2 separate regions of the Homo sapiens genome follow, and region 2 is linked to region 1. A link is a loop called in an ENCODE intact Hi-C map of the cell type or tissue named here. Cell type or tissue: mammary epithelial cell. All regions are shown on one strand. Links, peaks and the distances in the headings refer to the core of each region. The heading gives the core; the rest is flanking DNA.

Region 1 (10,360 bases), core at 1,358-9,357:
ATATTTACTCATTTATGTGAATAAGCAATTGACAAATAAAGGAATAAATTAGATATTGTGGAGTACCTAATGAAAATATTAGAATGTATAAGGCATGGATTTCTAATTCATGTAATACCTTAAGAACTAGATTCTTGGAGAGAAAATATTGTCAGTTTCAGATAAAAGGATTTTAGATAGAAGATGAATGTCATCAAAATAAGCAGCAATGGAAAATAGAGACCAGATAAGTAAATTGGAGAATTGCATTACTCAGGAATAATTTTTGACTCAATAACAGACACACCCCCTCCCAATCAAATGGCAGTTTAAACAAATTTTGAGGGAGGTCTTATTTTGAGGAAGTGTAAAGGTAGGCAGGTTAGGGCTGGTGTGACCACTGTGTAACATGACCAAGTCTCTCATCAGAGACCAAGGCTTGCTTTGGCTTGTGGTCTGTAAGATGGAACCACACTTGCACTCATGCTCTAAGATATCTGCAGGGACCCTAGAGTCATCCCTGCGTCTCAGGAAGGAAGAAAGTAAAATGCCAAGGGAAAACAAAACGACATTGCTTATTCTTTAAGTAAAGAACTTGACACCTTTAAAGCCACCTTTTCAGGAGCCCACTCAGTGGCTTCTGTTTCTTTTTCATACAATTATATTTCATTGACTTTGATTGCATTCGACAGGATATAGCTATGCCTATCTGTGAATGAGCCTGGGAATAGAGCTTCGTATTTGGGCACATTATAAACCTGAAAAAAAAAATTTGTCTCTAAGAAACAAGGGGGTCATTATATTGTATAGGCAACTAGCATTCTCATTGCTTTTTCTCTCATTCGGGGAAATTAAGTATAATCAATACCTTGAGGCATAGTTTGCAGGTTCTATGCAAAAGCCTTCTCTGGGGTGAGCCAGGTAAGCAGCCAGGGAGTGAGACAGGGAATCTGAATACGGGCTCTAAGAAGTGAAGATGAAAAGCTCAGGGATGGGCATAGCATGAGGTTCATGCCCCGCAACTGCCTCACGCAGGAGGGACACGTGGGTAAGGAGACTGAGTTTAGGTAAGTGTGTTTTATAAATTCTCATTTCTCATATTTTGTGTTCTGGGATAATTTATTTTTTGTTTTTTGGAAATTAAGTGGGGAAAAATCCTAGTATTTAGCTTTTGATATTTGAATTTTTTGTTTTCTCCAACTGAACTTCTCTTGCATCTGACTTCAGAAACAGTCTCCAGTTTTGCTGGAGGAGCAATATAATGCTGTTCTCTGCCTAATGAAAGCAGTTAATAATGATTAATGCCAAAGAGTGAGTGCTCAGAGGGAGGAACAGAGCTGCTGGACAGTATCCACCTTTGATTGATGTGTTTCCATTGGCTTTTACCCTTCATTGTTTCTTTGCATCTGCAATGGCGTGAACTGCAAGCACCATTTTGAGGACAGTATGCTTCTTGTTGTAGTCTCTCACATATTCCACCACTCCACTGAGTTTCCCTAAGAATAAAACTCTTTTACAGTAATGGGTGTTTCCTTTTGAGAGCCACCAGGTGTAATTATTTTACCTTGTTGTATTTCAGTTAAAAAAAAATCATTCTTAATGTGAAAAAGCCTAAAAAATATATGAAGATTGCAAATTACATAAACGAATGGTCAAAGAACCTTAAGAAATAACTTACCCAAAGGTTAAAAAAAAGTAATTAAAATGTATATATAAAAGTTCCATTAATTTGGAAATATGAAACTTTTTTACTTATAAATTGGAAGGATGTTTTTAGTGACATTCAGGGTTGATAAGAATTCACCGTGGAGTAACTGGCCAGTGTGAATAAAGAGCCTTAAACATCTATACCCCTTTCCCAAGTAGTTTTATTTTACAGAGTCTACCTCAGTAAATGCTACAAAATGCAAAGGTTTATATATATGTATTAATACAATCTTTGAAATTTAATTTCTAATATTGGAAAAAAGAAAGCAACCTAAAAATCTAATAAGAGAATTAAATGGTTAAATAGAATGCTGAACCACACTAAAACAAAACAAAACAAAAAGGAAAAAACTTTTCAAAGGACAGTGAAAGACATGAGATGTTACTGATGTCATATGTAAAATAAGTAAGATTCAAAGATGCAAGAGAGGTTCAGTTGGAGAAAGAAATTCAAATATCAAAAGCTAAATCCTGGAGTTTTATAACATATATTGTATATAATCCGTTAACAAGAAATAATAGAAATTAAATGGGCCAAAAATCTAAAAGTAATAGACCCTGAGTGGTACAATTATGTATTACTCTTGTTTTCATCTCTTTTTTTATTTTCCCATTTTAGACAGTGAATCTATATTTGTTCAGTCATTAAAATGTGTTAAATATCTTAGTTAGCATGATGTTTGTTATTCACTGAAATATATGAAGTCAATTTCTAGGACAGATGAGAACAAAAATGCCACATAATCATGAGAATAAATTTTTAGACTTCTGTTTACCACAATTATAGAAATTAATTAACCTCAAGCAAGTAATTCAGTAGTAATAGAAATAGTTATCCAAATTAATATTTTTCATTTTCAAAACCATCTATGATGAGAAAATATTTGTCTATAATTCATTTATAATACAAGATTTTTATTGAAAAATTTTATTGTTAACACATTTTAAAAATTAATATGTGGTTCAGTTTCTTTTTATGATGAAATAGTTTTAGCAGACCAATGCTACTGACAAAGTCAACAAGAAAAGCTGTATAAAATACCAACAAAAAAAAATATATTTGAAGGAATGGGAATGCCGTTAAGGCAGCCAGTGCTTGAGAAACCCAGATCTCATAGGGAAAAGAAGCTGATTTGGGTGTGCAATTCTTCCCTCTCAGGCCATTTGCTGAATTTTACCCTGTGCAGGGAAAGAGGGTGAGAAGTTCAGCAGATAACTTGGATATAAGAAGAGAAGATGTCAGAACTTTCTGGGTTCTTACAGGGTTGGAAGAAAATATAGAAGGTTGAGACTTTTAAAGCCACCAGCCCTTTTGGGTCATGACCTTGGAGACAAAGGAGGTGCGAAAAAGGGAGCCAGCTATTCCACCCTGGTTTTTTTCTCCAAAGCATTTGCCAATTCAAGAACAGTGAAAGATTAGAGAATAAGAAGCCAAGAAGAAAGTGACTAACAAATTGATTAGAACTGGTGGGAGCGCTGGTGTGCTTGGAAAACAAATACTGAATTTCAACATCCATGAAGAAGCATGGACCTCATGTTCTTACAGAAGCGTATGGAAGTATTGGTGAATCAGAGAGATCAAACCTAGCAAAGACTGCCACCTCCCTGGCATCAGCTCAGTCGCTGATTGGACTTGTGAGATCTACCCCTAATTTTGATGACTGCCAGACAATAGGATAAATTATTTCAGGAGAATTATTACACCGTTCAGAGCTTCTACAGTGTCCTACATTCAATAAAAATATATCCAAACAAACAAAACAAATAAGCAGACAACAACAAACTAGGACTGTTAGGAAATACAGATGATAGAAAGAGAAAGGTGAGACAGATATTGGAATTATCAAATATGTGTGATATATGTTTAAGAGAGGACAAGATATAGAATTCAAAAGATATTTAGAATCAGTAAAAGAATGCAGTAACTAAGATCGAGAACTCAAGTAGTGCGTTTAACACAGATTGGGCATAACAGAAGAGAGAATTAGTCAAAACAAATAAGAGATAGACATTTAATGATGAAATATTTAAAGCTTTCTCCCAGTGATCGAGGACAAGGCAAGGATGCCTGATAGCACCACTTGTATTCATCATTGTTTTGGTGAACTTAGTCCATATATAAAGGCAAGAAAATTATAAAAAGACATAACAAATGGAAGGGAAGAAATAAACTGTTATTGTTCACCAATGACATAAAGTAATTTCTGGAAAACCATTAAAATTATTAAATAAAGTTCATAGAAAATAAGAATATAAGAAAAAATTAGTTGTACAACTATCCTAGCAACAATGTTAGACATGAAAGAGTATATTCTGCATAATTCCAATTACAAAAATTTCAAAAATTGATCTACAGTAATAGAAGCTAGGTTAGTGGTGGAGTTGGTGGGGGACAGAAGAGGAAATCTGGGGGTGTTAGTAATATTATTTTCTTTCACTTGAGTGTTAAATTGATCTGTTCACTTTATGACAATTCATTGAGTCATGAATTCATGATTTGTGCATTTCTCTGTATATGCATGATAAGTGATACTAAGATTGACATACTAGGAATATGAGACATCTACATAAGATTTTAAAGAGTGATAAGAGCCATAATTAAAATTATGATTAACACACTTTTATTCTTAATAAAGAGGAGTATGCATATGAATCAAGAAATTGGTAATTTTAGTTTTAGAGTCTTGTTGGCTTTTAAACATCTGTTCACTTTTGTGGTTCACAGATATTCAATTTTTATTGAAATTTAAATGTGAAAACACATCTGTTTCTCTGATTCATATTTTTATGGTCAACTCTGAAATGAGACAGTTGTGAACTGAGAAATTATTCAAAACACAAGGGATGTGTCTTCCTATTATTTGTGAGGAGGAAGTACAATAAAGTCCTGAAATCAGCAACTTGCATTGGTGGCTTGTTTACATAAGGAATATATTAAATATTTCCTTTTCTACTGTGGATTTCTGTCTTTCTCAATTAGACTATAAGGTCAATGTAAGAAGGGTTCCTAAATAAATGATTAAAGAAATTAAAGTGTGAATAGCAGAGCTACATTTTGAATTAGAGATTTTTAAAAATATTGTCAAGGTAAGGGACCTGCGGATGATATTTCTCATGGAAATCTATACTTGTTTAGATATTTTTTTTCCAGTCCAATGAGGTAATGTCTGATCGCCTAGATGCTTCTGTCACAACCTTAGCAAGGATCATGATTTCTCAATTGTATTGCTCAAGAGCCTTTGGCTGCTCTTACTGACCAGCCTATTACTCATCTTGTACACTTTGATTTATGTATTCACCACACTACCTTCAAGGTAATCTGGCCAAAATTTTATTTTCTAATTTTTCAGCTTAAAGTTTATTAAGACTTTAGGACACGTCTAGATTCCTTTCCTCTACCATACCCTCTTAGTTTCACTTCAAACCTCAGTGAAAGTGTGACCTTTTTCAAGAAGCTCTCAGGGCTGGAACCAGATATCTGTGATCTAGTTACATTTCCCACATTCTTACCACCTTGAGTTATAACATGTAGGATTATTTGTCTGCTCTGCCCAATAAAGTGTAAGACACCTGAGAAGGATTTAGAGTAAGAATAAAAGCAAGAGAGAGAGAGACTGAGAGAGATAATTAGCGTTTTTTTCTGAAAATGCATTGTCCTCTTAATGCTCATGGTACTGTTGGGTCTCAGCTTTCTCATCAGATTCTAAAATGCTCAAAAACTTTTTGATTAAAGTAAATGTAATTGTTGCCCTGCACCGTGGTCTTATATTTTCTCAGATATATACTAACAGCATTAGAAGCTGTACTTTACTTTCTTTCTTTTAGGAAGAATATTAAGTTAGTTTGTGTTTAAATGAACTAATTGTTTTGCAAATGTGTTTATAAGGAGATGATATACATTTTTTTTTCTTGTACCTTATGGTAAATACTTGAATGTTTGTATTATATATTTTCCCAGTATCTTCCTTTGACAGTAATTTTTATATCATGACCCTTATTTCATGTTGAAAAGCATAAATACATTCATGGTAATTGAAAATATTAATTACTTTTCTTTAGCATTTGTCCAAAATAAAAAGTAAGTATCACCAGTGATTTAAAATGCAAATTTTGAGAAATACAAAAATTGGATCAAGTTCTGGCTCCCCATCTGCTGGCCAGGTGACTTCTTTTTTTTCTTTTTTTTTTTTTTTAGTCAACTTTTAATTTCTAGGGTACATGTGCGGGATATGCAGGTTTGTTACATAGGTAAACATGTGCCATGGTGGTTTGCTGTACAGATCCGCCCATCACCTAGGTATTAAGCCAAGCACCCATTAGCTTTTCTTCCTGATGATATTCCTCCTCCCATGTCCCCCTTTTGACAGACCCCAGTGTGTGTTCTGCTCCCCCACAGCCCACTGATATGTCCATGTGTTCTCATTGTTAAGCTCCTACTTATAAGTGAGAACGTGCAGTGTTTGGTTTTCTGTTCCTGTGGTAGTTTGCTGAGGATTATGGATTCCAGCTCCATCCATGTCCCTGCAAAGGACATGATCTTTTTCCTTTTTATGGCTGCATAGTATTTCATGGTGTATGTGTACCACATTTTCTTTAGTCTATCATTGATGGGCATTTGGGTTGATTGCACGTCTTTGCTATTGTGAATAGTGCTACAGTGAACATATCCATGCATTTATCTTTATAGTAGAAGGAATTATATTCCTTTAGGTATATACCCAGTAATGAAATTGCTGGGTCAAAGGGTATTTATGCTTCTAGATCTTTGAGGAATCTCCACACTGTCTTCCACAATGGTTGAACTAATTTACACTCCCACCAACAGCGTAAAAGCATTCCTTTTTGTCTGCAACCTCTCCAGCATCTGTTGTTTCTTGACTTTTTAATAAAGGCTATTCTGACTGGTACGAGATGGTATCTCATTGTAGTTTTGATTTACGTTTCTCTAATGATCAGTGATGTTGACCTCTAATGATCAGTGATGTTGACCTTTTTTCGTATATTTGTTGGTCGCATGAATGTCTTATTTTGAGAAGTTTCTGTTCATGTCCTTTGCCCACTTTTTAATGGGGTTGTTTGTTTTTTTCTTATAAATTTGTTTAAGTTCCTTGTAGACTCTGGATATTAGACCTTTGTCAGATGGATAGAAGGCAAAAATTTTTTCCCATTCTGTAGGTTGTGTGTTCACTCTGATAATAGTTTCTTTTGCTGTCCAGATGCTCTTTAGTGTAATTAGATCTTATTAGTCAATTTTTGCTTTTGTTGCAATTGCTTTTGACGTTTTCATCATGAAATTTTTGCCCGGGTCTATGTCCTAAATGGTATTACCTAGATTTTCTTCTAGGGTTTTTATAGTTTTGGGTTTTACATTGAAGTCTTTAATCCATCCTGAGTTAATTTTTATATAAGATGTAAGGAAGGGGTCCAGTTTCCATTTTCTGCGTATGGCTAGCCAATTCTCCCAGCACCACTCATTAAGTAAGGAGTTCTTTCCCCATTGCTTGTTTTCGTCAGGTTTGTTGAAGATCAGATGGTTATAGATGTGCAGTCTTATTTCTGAGTTCTCTATTCTGTTGCATTGGTCTATGTGTCTGTTTTGTACCAGTACCATGCTGTTTTGGTTACCATGTGACTTTTTAAAAAAAATTATTTATTTATTTATTTATTTTTAGAGACAGGATCTCACTCTGTAGTTCAGGCTACACTTTATCTTAGCCAAAAGACCAAGAAGTCATGTCGCCCAGGCTAGAGTGCAGTGGTGCATTCATGGCTCACTGCAGCCTCAAACTCATGGACTCAAGAGATCCTCCTGCCTCAGCCTCCAGAGGATCTGGGCCTGCAGGTGCATGCCACCACACCTAGTTAATTTTTTTTACATTTTTTCAGCAACAGGGTGGCCATGTGACCTTATGTAAGTTACCTAAACCCTGTAAGTCTATGTGCCTCATCTGAAAAACTGATAAAAACAGAACCCTCTTTATAGGGTCATGGTGGAGAAGAATCAAACAGTGGACAAGGAATATTTAGTATAATGCCAGGAAACTAGTTGACTGGTCATAGTCACACAGATGCTTCAGGGCAGGCCTATTTCTTGCATACCTGTGATTTCAGGACATTTTCAGAAGTCCCAGACCTAGAACCCATAGGTGGAGAATCCAAATTTTTTGTCTGAGGACAATGAAGGTGTCAGTGAATATCTACTCCCTTACAAGAGCTTTGTTACAATTGTTCAAACCTATCAACTTCTAGATGGGGAAGACTGGAAGAAGGTTCAAGAAGTGTTTCCTCAGAAACACCCAAAATGCACGAGAAGGAAATAGACGCACCAAAGTTACCTCAATATAGTGATCATCACAGAATAAGAAACTTGAGCGGCCGGGTGTGGTGGCTCGTGCCTGTAATCCCAGCACTTTGGGAGGCCGAGGCGGGCAGATCACTGGAGGTCGAGAGTTTGAGACCAGCCTGACCAACATGGAGAAACCCTGTCTCTACTAAAAATACAAAATTAGCCAGGCATGGTGGTACATGCCTGTAATCCAGCTACTCGGGAGGCTGAAGCAGGAGAATTGCTCGAACCCGGGAGGTGGAGGTTGCAGTGAGCCGAGATCACGCCACCGCACTCCAGCCTGGGCAACAAGAGTGAAACTGAGAAAGAAACAAAGAAAGAAAAAGAAGGAAGGAAGGAAGGAAACAAGGGGGAGGGGGAGGAGGAGGAGGAGAAACAAAGAAGAGAAGAAGAGGAGGAGGAGGAGGAGGGGAGGAAAGGAGAAAGGAAGGAAGGAAGGAGAAATTTGTGCCATTGACTAACTGAGGCCAGTATCATGGTGGAAAAGCCTGTTACTAGTGTTGAGGTGAAGAAGCTTGACCATATAAGAGATACTTCTGAATTTATTCAGGTGAATATTGGGATATCACTGATTTTATCAGATTCATTATATTTAAGAGTAAGAAGGAAGAAAAGTGGAATTCTGGGATCATGAAGAGTTCAGAATAAATGGGAAAAGGAAATGCAGCACTAAAAACATGACCAAAATCAATCAACAAAAGTCAGTCAACAAATATATGTTAGGTACATATGTGAATTACATTGGTGTTCAAAATAGAATCTTTGACTTTAAGTGCATACATTTTAATTAGTAAGAAGAGGGCTCCAAAAACATGTAAATAGGCAGCAAGACAATACATGCTTTTGGCAAGTGCTATTATGAACTATGACCACACAGTAAGAGATGAATATGGGTGGTAGAGAAGGCTTCTTTTTTTTTGAGACAGAGTCTCACTCTGTCGCCAGGCTGGAGTGCAGTGGCACAATCTCGGCTCACTGCAACCTCTGCCTCCTGGGTTTAAGTGATTCTCCTGCCTCAGACTCCCGAGTAGCTGGGACTACAGGTGCGCACCACCATGCCCAGCTACTTTTTTTGTTTTTTGTTTTTTTTTTTTTGTATTTTTAGTAGAGACAGGGTTTCACCATGTTGGCCAGGATGGTCTCGATCTCTTGACTTCGTGATCTGCCCACCTCCGCCTCCTAAAGTGCTGGGATTACAGGCATGAGCCACTGTGCCTGGCCTGAGAAGGCTTCTTAGATGACTTATGTGTTGAGAAATAAATGACAAGACAGTGAACAAAATTTGGGGGGAATTCTTTACAAGCGGAAGTAACAACAAATAAAAAATGCCAAGTTTGCCGATTTCAGGAACGAAAAGGATCACTGTGTTCAGATGATCATAACTGAGGCCGAGGAACAGAGAAAGATGAGTTCAGATCTTGTTCTGAAAACAGACCATGCAGGGCCCTGAAGTCCAAGTTTGGATTTTATTCCAAATTAATGAAGGCCCTTGGAAGATTTTTAGAAGGGGAAGGTGACATACTTTTCTTTCCTTTGAGAGATCACTGTGGCTGCTATGTGGTGGATGCCTCCAGGGACCCGAAGGTGGGGACAAAGGCCAACTAAGAAACACAACAGGAGTTCAGGTAGAAGATGATGGTGGCTTAGACTGGGAGCGGTGGAAATGGTATCATAATTTCCATTTGACATCCATTTTACCAAAGGTTTGAGATTTGGAATATGAGTGAAAGGGAGGAATCAAGGTCATTTTTGGTCTGAGTTACTGTCTGAAGAGTCATGCCATTAACAGAGAAACAGAAGGCATTGAGGAGCTGACTCGATGGTGGCATGGGCAAATCAGTGGTTCTCCTTCGGTCATGTTACATTTGAGGTGCTTATGATATAAAGTGAGAAGTTCAATACACACGTCTGAAAGTAAAAAGAGAAGTCTGTGTTAGACATGTAGATGTCATGTCTTCAGAATGCAGATCGGTGTAAAGCTCTGGGCCTGGATGCAACCACCCAGGGAGAAAGTCTACTTATGGGAAAGGCTGGGGACAAAGCAACATTTCCAGGTCTGGGAGGAGAGACCTGGAAACCAAGAAGAAAGGGTCAAAGCAGTGCTGAGGAACAGGCAGATTTCAGTTAGAGCAAAAAGATAAAAGCAATGTTCAGAGAAGAAGGTGTATGGGTATAGATGACCTTGGTGATGACAGATTAAATTTCACAGACATTAGGAAGGGAGTGCAGAGGAGAAGGGGCCACGAGGAATAGATCAGAATAGTGACGCATTTCCTTTTGGTGGCGTGCAATCTGGAGACAGATTTCTGAAGATGACTGAGGTGAAAG
Region 2 (10,360 bases), core at 1,570-9,569, 57 kb after region 1:
ATGGGTGCTTAGTTTCAATTTGGGAAGATGAAAATATTCTAGAGATGAATGGTGGTGATGGTTGTACGACAATGAGAATATACTTAATGCTACTGAACCATACACTTAAAATGGTTAAGATGGTAAATTTTATGTTATATCTATTTTACCATAATAAAAAATATTGTAGAAAAAAGTAGCCATAGGTCTACTTTAATTATCTGTTTCTTTTTATGTGGGTTTTAATAGATTGTGTCTTCACGGAATTGGTCCAAATGATCCAGGTTATCAGATTCTTGGACAAATCATTGTTTGTAATATTCTATTATTATCCTTTTAATGTCCATAAGGTAAGATATAATCATCTCTCTCTTAATTTTCATATTGAACATTTGTGTCTTCTCTCTTTTTACTTGTTTAGCCTGGCCTAATATTTATCAATTTTATTGATCTTTTCAAATAGCCAACTTTTGTTTTATTGATTTTCTCTGTTGGTTTTCTATTTCCAGTTGTATTGATTTGTCATGGAATTGATTGTATTTCTTTTCTTATGACCAATTTAGTTTTATATTGCTCTTCTTTAGTGTTTTAAAGTGAAAGATTACATCACTGATTTTATATTTTTCATTGCTTCTGATTGCATTCATGCTGTAAATTTCTTTCCAAGTATTACTCTTGCTGTATCCTACACATTTTCATAATATGTATTTTCATTTTCCATATAGTACTAATTAAATTTGAAAAAAAAAGGCAGAAAACAAAAAAAAGACAGAATATTTTTCTATGCAATACAGATTAAATGATTTCAGTTGTGTCAAATTGTGATAATTCTTACCAACCTAGGGTCAGTAAGAAACATGAGCATTTGAGAAGTTCATAGCCCAATTGAGCTGGTACTAGAAGCTCTCTTTCTCTTCATTTTTGGTTTCTTGTACAACAGATTCTCTGCCTTCAAAGATGGACAACTTTTTATTTAACTCTTTAAGGACATCTGGACTTTAAGTGGACTTTGGTTTTCATGGAGAAGTAAAGATGTACTCAATTTAACAATTATTCATTGAGTAGATAGGGGCGTAGGGGTGCCAGTTTTCTAACTTGGCTCTACTCTACAGTTTGATTTGTGGGTAAAAATGAGAAAGATGTTTTGAAAAAGACAATTTCAATCTCCTCCAAGTTTTTGAAGATCCACTGTGTCTCAGGCATTGTGTTAGGCACTCTGAAGACTACAGTGCTGACAGAAGTAATACTCAGAAAATTCATAGTAGAGTAGTGGATTCATTTGACACATAACTATATACCATGAGATGGAAGTCAAAAAAGTTCCACAGGAGGTAAAAAAAAAAAAATAAGGTATTACAGAAATTCAGAGGAGAGACAATGAGTCTCACTTAGGGATATTAGGTAAATCTTCACAGAAGGGTAGTCGCTTTTTGCTGAGCTTTGAAAATTACTCAGAACCTGAATGTGTATAGTAAGGGAAAGGTACTTCTACCTCTGCAAAAACATGAGGTCAGAAAAGCATGACAAATGTGCAGGAAACAATGAATGGGCCAGTTTGGTTAAAGGGAGAAGAGAAGGAATACAATTGGAAATGTAGCTTCTGTTTTTCAAGAAGCTAAAACATAACAAAGGCTAGAGTAGGTAAACTCTATGCCATGAGTATTAGGAAGTTATACGGGACTAAATATCAAGGCAAGTTGTGCTGTAGGAATCTACGAGCCAGAGTATTGGAGAGACATGACAGGAAGTTTTTTCCAACGTTGTGATGGTGATGTAAGTGGGAATGTTGGAGGTGGTTTCAACAAGACTTGACAACAAGCTGGATGAGGGCAGTAAGGGAAATTCAAATGAGACTCAAAACATCATGAACTGGTTGATTGAAAGGATAGCTGTTACATTAAAAGAAATGAGAAAGACAAGCAGCTTTTGGAAAGAAAATCATATATGGATGTAGGAGATCGGTCAGGGTGGTGGGAAAAATTGTAGAAGATGCAAACCTTCTTGGAAGGCTGGAAGATTTTACAAAAGCTTTGGAAAAGGATTTGGCTGAAGGCAGCCAGATTCTCTTATCTGGTGAAACTAATCTAAATAAGTAAGTTAACATAGGCCTTGGAACCTGGGCTTTGATCATCTGAGTGCAGGACTACTCTCTCTGGGGAGGGGAGGGGACGGGAGAGACCATGTAAATTGCCCACAAGTGTGTTGACTCAGAGCCTTTGTGATTAAATCTATACTGAATAAATGCCTGCAGTGCCAGCTTGTCAGGGCCACGGCTGCTGACTCTTTACAGCACCCTCCTTGGTGTCTGGTGTCTGTGAGCAGCCTGGTCCCCTAGCCCACTCTTTCACTGGATACCTGTGTCTGGGTGCATTTGTTCATCCGTTGTTCCACCAGGGTCTATGGGTCGGACCCTGCCTATGTAGCTCTGGAGGTATTAAGTGGGGATGCTAATAGAACACAAAGTGTGGAATCATGAAAGGGGAATGTAGGAGAAAATCAGGGGCTGGAGATACAGCCCTGTGGTCTTGGCAGTTATCTGAAAGCCCAAAATTTAATGGATTTTTCAAGAAAGAAATTATGGAGAGATTAAAAAAGATGATTAAAGATAAACATTGGGTGAATACCTGCACTTATTCATTCAGTAAAAAAAAAAAAAAAAAAAGTAGAAGAATAAATAGAGACAAAGGAGGAGTGTTGAATGAGGCCAAGAGAATTTTGTGGCATGCCAATAGAGAAGAGACTTGCAAGGAGAGAAAGTGCCTGTGAATATCAAATATATACCTTCAAATGATGTGGTGGTTGAAAGAGACAAGAATTAAGAAATCCTGCTGTGTCTCACTTTCTAAAGTGAAATATAGAAGCAAAGCAACACATTGGGAAGAGTGTAGACATTGGAATCAGAGGAACTAGAGTCAGTTCCGATCTGGCTGAGCCAATTATCGGTCACATGTTTACATGCATGCTACTTTTAAACTTTAATGGTTTCAGTTTTTGGGTTTTTTGTTTGTTTCTTTGTTTGTTTTTACTTTGCATGTAAATCAAGCTAGGTGAAAAAGACCACAATTACCTCATTTATTTGTTTATTTATTTACTTTTTTCCTTTTTTGCTAACCTGTGTGACAAGAACAGTCATTAGCCTTAGAAAGTGCCAGAGCACTTGCTGATTGAGTGCATGTTAAAGGTATGGCAGCGACATTTTTCTTGCAGATTTAGTAGTCCCCCATTCGTATCCGATGTTTTTCCCAGAATATTTTTTAAAAGAATGTCAGACATTCCTAGTATCCTGTCTTTCTTTCAGGATCCCAATTTTCTCCAGGGGAGCAACATATGCTGGATTAAAAAACCGCTCTCCCAGACCTTCTCTGGCTGTTAGGAGGCACTTGTTGCATGGCCTGTGAGGTAGGGATGTGGTATAACCCAGGGAAAATCTCTCTTATTTAATTTAAAAAGCAAAAAAAAAAAAAAAAACAACAACAACAAAAAAAAATAGTTTTCCAAGAAACCCTCTCCAGGAGACTTCTGCTTACCTCTCAGTGATCAAAAACCTTTTCACCACAGTTACTTACCACGTCCTACCGATCCGCATTCTCGCAAGTGTCCTTCACTCCATTTACTCTACTGCATTTTTCACTGTATTTCTCATGCCAAAACTTGGGCTTCTCCACCAGTCTGCACACGTTCATGCTCTCAATTCTCACAGCCATCTATTTCATTCTCCACTAAACTGTTAGAGGGATTTCTGTAGAAATTAAAGAAATTCCTATCACTCCTAAAAAAAAAAGAAAAAATAATTATAATAATTAATTGCAAACCATTAAGCATTGGTTACTCATCCTCCCTGTGGAGAGCTGAATGGAGGGGGAGCAGATGGAGCAAGGTTCACTCCTGAGGGTCCTGCCAGAGCAAATGGTCAGGAGAGAACGGTGTCAACAGCTTCAGAGAGGCTAATCAGTGTGAATGATGAGCGTATCTGTCCCTGGGAGAAGAGCAGGGACCACTTTGTCCATGGTGCTTGATTTTGTATCCCCTAGTGCATAGCAAAATGCTCTGTTGATAACAGATACTCAGTAACTCTTCGCTAGGCAAATAGTTGATTCAGAGAGACCCTGCTGTAAGGTAATGCACATATCAGGAAAAGGAATAAAGGGTCGAGCGGAAACTGAAATGGAAGAAATTGAAATGGAATATCATGCAATCTAATGGTGTGTTGGTGGCAGGCAATAAACAGGTGTACATCCTGGTATATAGCTGTCACAAATACAATGTTACATATATACCAAAAGATAAACATCTGAAAAACCAGGAACCAATGTCAGGAACCAAACCAAAAAAAATGTGCCAAACATGAATCCAAGCTAATGTTAATTTTTATGCAATAATAGAGAGACACCATTACTTCCACTTGTATCTGTTGTTATTTGTAAGCAGAGAGGTATACAGATAAACTAATATAGTACCAAATGCCATTTGTATGAAAGTTACCCTTTTGTTTTATTAGTAAGCAATAGGAGAACAATCAATAAATACTGCCACCAGTGGTAATGTGACTAGCCTTGCAAATTGGTCTGGATGGCATGGTGTGTGCAATGAAGAATAGCGCTAAGACTCCATACTGATAAAAATGCAAATGAAGAAGTATTTTCTATCAAGAAAGGTGGTATAATTCCATTTAAAATTATTGCAAGATTTCTTTCTCTCAAGTCATCTCCTATGCTACATTCAAATTTATTATGTTAAGCTAGAACTCTGTTGTAAGTTCTTTCAAACAATTACATGCCAAATTGACTATGCATAAAGAAGAATGTGTTGGATGGGAAATGAGATCCTATGGTTTACACATTTCTTTCTTAAAACTCTCTGCTTCAGCTGGTTATTTCCTCATCCTCTCACTCCTTTCCTGTGGTTGCTTCACAGGCCACGGCACATGTTCCTGTGGTCGCTGTGTTTGTGAGAGAGGATGGTTTGGAAAGCTCTGCCAACATCCGCGGAAGTGTAACATGACGGAAGAACAAAGCAAGAATCTGTGTGAATCAGCAGATGGCATATTGTGCTCGGGGAAGGGTGAGTATCTCTGCTGGTGCCTGGACTCCATTCCTGTTCTGACACATGATTTGTAGAACAGCATGTAGCAACTGTCTTTCCCAGACTGAACTTTGCATGAAAGCAAACCACTATGTCCTCTGCTGTCCCCAACTTGAAGCTTGAAGATTAACCAAATGAAGTTTTGGATCTAAGAAAATGAAATGCGTGTGAGAGGATTCATGCAAAAATATCCTTGTATGCAAAGTTATTGCTGAATGAAATAGAATTAATACTTTTATCAAGAAATTAGGACAACAAAATATACCAGATACTAAATGGACCCAAAAATGGGGAAAAAAGGCAAAAGAATGATTATTGGGCTCACCTCTGAAACAACACAGCTCAGAACTACAGAAAAGTAATCACAAGCATCTGAGCTGCCCAAAGATATGACTTTGGGAACTTCTGGGGCTAAATTATTTAGCTGTATGTGGAGCAGGGGAAGATTGAAGGTGTGAGAAGACATAAAAGGAGACAAAATATTTAATTTAGTTTAATTTTTTTAAAAAGGAAAGAAAAGCTATGGGGGAGGGGTAGTATCCCACAAGTCTGATGGAATTTTCTTTGCCCTAAAAATCACCAATTGTTCCAAGTAAACATGTGCAGCCTGATATAAGAAAATAGGTAATTGTTCGGTTGGGCACCGTGGCCCATGCCTGTAATTCTAGCACTTTGGGAGGCCAAGGCGGGTGGATCACTTGAGGTCAGGAGTTCTAGACCAGCCTGGCCAACGTGGTGAAAAATACAAAAATCTACTCTATTAAAAAAAACACAAAAAAATTAGCCAGGCATTGTGGCTCACACCTGTAATTACAGTTACTTGAGAGGCTGGGGCAGGGGAGGAGCTTAAACCCAGGACGTGGAGGTCGCAGTAAACTGAGATCACACCACTGCACTCCAGCCTGGGCAACAGAGCAAGACTCCATCTCCCAGAAAAAAAAAAAAAAAAGGTAATAATTAAACAAAGAAAACAAAAGCCTGCCAAATGGTTATAACCTACAAGTTGGTTGAATAGAAGCCACCAACCCAATAAAACATTTGCCATGGAAACATATTAAAGGAAAAAGCAAGCCTTCTCCATCTCCCATCCTACACACATGCAAACACACACACACACACACACACACACACACACACACACACACATACACACAAATTGGAAGAGGATTCCCCTGAGTAAAGAATGCTAATAGATTAAATTTTGAACACCTTGATTTTGATGTTTCTGTATACTATTCTTGAAGGGACTTTAAAATCCTGCCATTGTAATGCATATGGCATCATCTAGAAAGCTGTTGTGTTCTTCTTTGCTAGTGACTAGGAAGACACAGGGAGCCTGAAAGATTCTCACCTCATGTCTGGGGAGCAGCGCTTCAAAGAAACTGAAGTTAGGGGCTTCCCAGCTCTCCTCTTCAGCTCAGTATCCTCTTTACACCACAGACACACTTTTTTTTTTCTGACAAGGCACAGCTCTGGCTGAAGCTTCATTTACCCTCAAAACCTCTGCTGGTCAGGATGACCAGGTAAATAATTTTCTGAAGAAGACAGCAAAGCAAAAGTGTGCTAGAGACACTGAATCCTGTTGCCAAAGAACCACACCAGTGAGGCTGCCACACACGAAGGAAGGAGGTCTCTGAAGCAAGATGTGCCGTGTGTCCCCTAAACAGTAGCTTTTGTTTTGCCTCGTATGCAAGACCAATGCTATCAAGTTGAAAGAGACTTTTTGGCAGAACTTCAGACATCAAAGAGGATGGATGCTGTGACTATCTGTGGTGCCAAGAAGGGGGATGAAAATGAATGCAGATGTATTCACTTCAATAGATGACAGTGTCCTTGGTTTCCAGGAGTTCTGTGTTCAACACTTGTATTTACAATGCTCAGGCAAGGAGGCCATGCCATCAACCTAATGTCATTACAGCAGGCAGGTGGAAAATGAGTTTAAAGCAATCGCTTTGTGCCTTGTTTGTTCTCTCACTAATTCAATCTAATCTCAAGCCCCAAACAGATCTTCCACCAGTTCTGTTCTCAGGGGGCTTCAGCCCCTAGAAACACCTACCTTGAATTCAAGCTGTGTTGGGACAACCAAAAAGAAGGAAAGGTTAAAAGGAAGAAAACAAGGGAAAGAATTGGGGAGAAGGAGATTAAGGAAGAAAAGCAGGAGGCCGGGCGCGGTGGCTCACGCCTGTAATCCCAGCACTTTGGGAGGCCGAGGCGGGTGGATCATGAGGTCAGGAGATCGAGACCATCCTGGCTAACAAGGTGAAACCCCGTCTCTACTAAAAATACAAAAAATTAGCCGGGCGCGGTGGCGGGCGCCTGTAGTCCCAGCTACTCGGGAGGCTGAGGCAGGAGAATGGCGTGAACCCGGGAAGCGGAGCTTGCAGTGAGCCGAGATTGCGCCACTGCAGTCCGCAGTCCGGCCTGGGTGACAGAGCGAGACTCCGTCTCAAAAAAAAAAAAAAAAAAAAAAAAAAAGAAAAGCAGGAAAGGAGGCAGGGATGGAATTAAACTGCAAGAGAGAAGTAGGAGAGAATAAAAGAGATGTTATCAGAGGGGAATGATCTGTGTATAAAAAGATACTGAGAATGAATCGTTTTTGAATTAGATTTTTTTTTCCTCTGAGCATGGCTTCAGACATAGAGCACTTAAGTTTAGATACTTTTTTACTTGGTTTTCTGTAATGGCATTGTCACTGGGATAAGAATAGAAGCTTTTCACAGAAGCTCTACTGAAAAAGATACCCATACATATTAAAACACTAGTGTGCTTATTTATATTTGTTTATTTTAAGAGTCAACTATTGTTTGTGTTTGTGTGTTTACTACGCTCACTATTGAATCATTAACACTTTCCATAAGCGGGTCTTCCCTAAGACCTGTCCAACTGCGAGTACAGGAAGAACACACAAAGCCATACCCTCCAGGGTAACAAATAGCAGTCTTCCATTTCCTAAACTGAAGGTCATGTAACAAGAGTTGTTTCTTCTCAGAAAATAAATATGCTTATGAAAGTCATTACAGCCCTAGGAAAGATTCTCATCTTTCAGCATCATAAATGTAGAAAATACAAAGAAAAAAATAGGTTGACTAAATATTGACTCAAAGGCATTTCCTGAAAACAAAACAAAACAAAGCCAAAGAGTCCCTCTAGCTAATGCCTTTGCAAATTGTTTGCTTTGGGAGGTGGCGATATATTCAGAGATCAATGAAGGGTTGAAAGCATATTTGTGTAAACTATTTGTTTATCCTTCAATGGGTAGGGAGTTTGGGAGTCCTTAAACTTAAAAGGGAATATGAAAGCTGCCTCAAGGCTGCACATTTTGACATTCATGTTAGTGGACCGGCCTCCGGACTGTTGGCAGCAGCTGATCGTGATCTCCCTTCTTTTCCCCTTTTATGGAGACATCAATGCTGGATTATCGATGACGAAAGGGGATAAAACCAGGATCATGGAACTGTGATCTATGATAGGCGCAGAGGATAATGGGGATGCCACAGTTACTCCTGGTTCCAGTGGGGAGCACTACCCCACAACCCACCCTGAGAACCACAGGAAAAGTAATGCATGAAATAGACTAAGGGACTTTAACATGGTGATGGAAAAGAAAAACCTGTTTCCGATTTTTTGACTGGGGCCATGTATTTCTAGATCAATTTCATGGACTTGTCCAAATTTTCTATCATTTTTCTCAAATTTGTCAATGAAAGTCCCTCACCCTGATGGTCACAAAAGATGTTCAAGTTCTTTCTTTATTTGATTATGGGACAGATCTTAGCAGTGGGCATGAGATCGCCATGGCACACAGCTTGGTGGCCTGTACCCACCAAAAGGCTGAAACGTGCACTTCCCATGAGCTGTGAATAAAGCTGTCACCTCAGGAGACGATGAAGAAATAGCGTTTTATTTCTTTACAAATTTATAGCCAAGACAATAAATCACTCCATAGAAAAATTTAAAACAAGATACATTCTTGTGACCTTCATAACAGATGGAGTAGTTAGTACAATAGTGAAAACTGCCTGCTGGGATGTCAGGTTGCAGCATTTTGTCAGGCTTGAATGAAAAAGAAAGTCCAACATTAGTAATGGAATGGGCAACTGACAAAGGTGCCTTGCCCTTAGACTCAAATTGTTTTTGTGAATAACCAAGAGAGATGAGGTTAGTGCAGTGCCGGGTCTTCCCTAAGCTTAGCTACCTTTGCAAAGTACATGATATAATTCATTGTGGGTTGTTTTGTTCATTTGGGGATTTATTTGGCTTCAAGACTACACAATTATATCTTTGCCTTGACTACTTCAAGCTAGATCCAGATAATCACGTCCAATCTTCTTACAGATGCTGTTGTGTGACAATGGCTGTAAACACATGTCATTAACTGTCTCCTTAAACTCTCACAGTGATACTTCTTGGGTCCCACATCTTCCAAAGAAGTCCAGCATACACACACACTCACCCACCCACAACCTGTCCCACATCCCCAGAAAAGAGAAAGAGTGAAAGATGCTTCACAAAATCGGCCTCAGCCTGGTGTTCAAGTTGCCTCGCTCAATATGCCTGTGCAGTCAGACCTGCAGGAAGAAACAGCTCATTTTTAAACTACTGTATATGAAAGTTTTTGCCTGGAGATACATCACAGATAGGCAGATCACTAAAAAGAAGAGTGGATTGAATCAGAGTGAAGTCTTCAGTTAACTGTTTGTTTATTGCCTGTGAGGTCCAGGACAGTTTCCTTTATTCTCTCTTCCATTCTCATCTTTGAAGGTAAAATTTCATTTCTTTCCCCTTCCTATGTCCTAAGATGCCCTGAAGACACATGAGAAAATGTGGCTGATTCCCCAGGGATGGAAGCCAGCAAAAATGCACAGAAGGGAGATGGGAACATTCTCAAGGGTCCTTATATTGAGAAAGAAAATGAATGGATTAGTGGTGCTGTGGTGATGAACTATCTGCCCTAAAACTCCTGCCAAGATCAGCCAGCTGTTCTCTGGCTAGGCTGGGTCTCAGGGGTGTGAGTGGGTCTTGGCCAGCTGAGTTGAACCATTTCTCACCTCTTGATAGTCATGCAGCCTACATCTGTCTGATGGAACCCTCTCCCTGTGTGCTTCCCATTTAAGAGAGGCACAATTTGACCCATGTTATGGAAGAAAACAGCTAGAGCGTTCTACAGGAAAAGTGCTATAATAGGTCCTAATAACTATTCACACTGTGTTATTACTATGTGCTATCTAGTTCTAGTTTCACAAGCAGTAGAATAATTTCCTACCTCTAAGATGCACTGAGCATTGACAAACAGGAAAGA

The links. Peaks named below come from ENCODE experiments on the same cell type or tissue, not always from the same donor. Only the 100,000 strongest peaks of a DNase experiment are listed, where the experiment ranks them.
Region 2: it touches region 1 in a loop (5-fold over the local background); 2 of 110 quality-filtered maps call a loop at or near these places.

What each region holds. Positions count from the first base shown.
Region 1 is chr13:101,644,757-101,655,116 of GRCh38, forward strand. All of the region lies in intron 7 of ITGBL1 (integrin subunit beta like 1), which reads left to right. Among named protein-coding and RNA genes, the nearest start is that of ITGBL1, 200 kb to the left of the region's middle. In mammary epithelial cell, for the core only: no CTCF peak of the experiment used is centred there; a DNase peak (open chromatin) is centred at 4,905.
Region 2 is chr13:101,701,863-101,712,222 of GRCh38, forward strand. It overlaps ITGBL1 (integrin subunit beta like 1), which reads left to right. Exons shown (of 11, transcript NM_004791.3): 9 at 4,894-5,040. It overlaps FGF14 (fibroblast growth factor 14), which reads right to left. Exons shown (of 5, transcript NM_004115.4): 5 at 8,942-10,360. Among named protein-coding and RNA genes, the nearest start is that of FGF14, 210 kb to the right of the region's middle. RefSeq lists an enhancer at 6,087-6,611. In mammary epithelial cell, for the core only: no CTCF peak of the experiment used is centred there; a DNase peak (open chromatin) is centred at 4,969; H3K27me3 peaks cover 715 bases.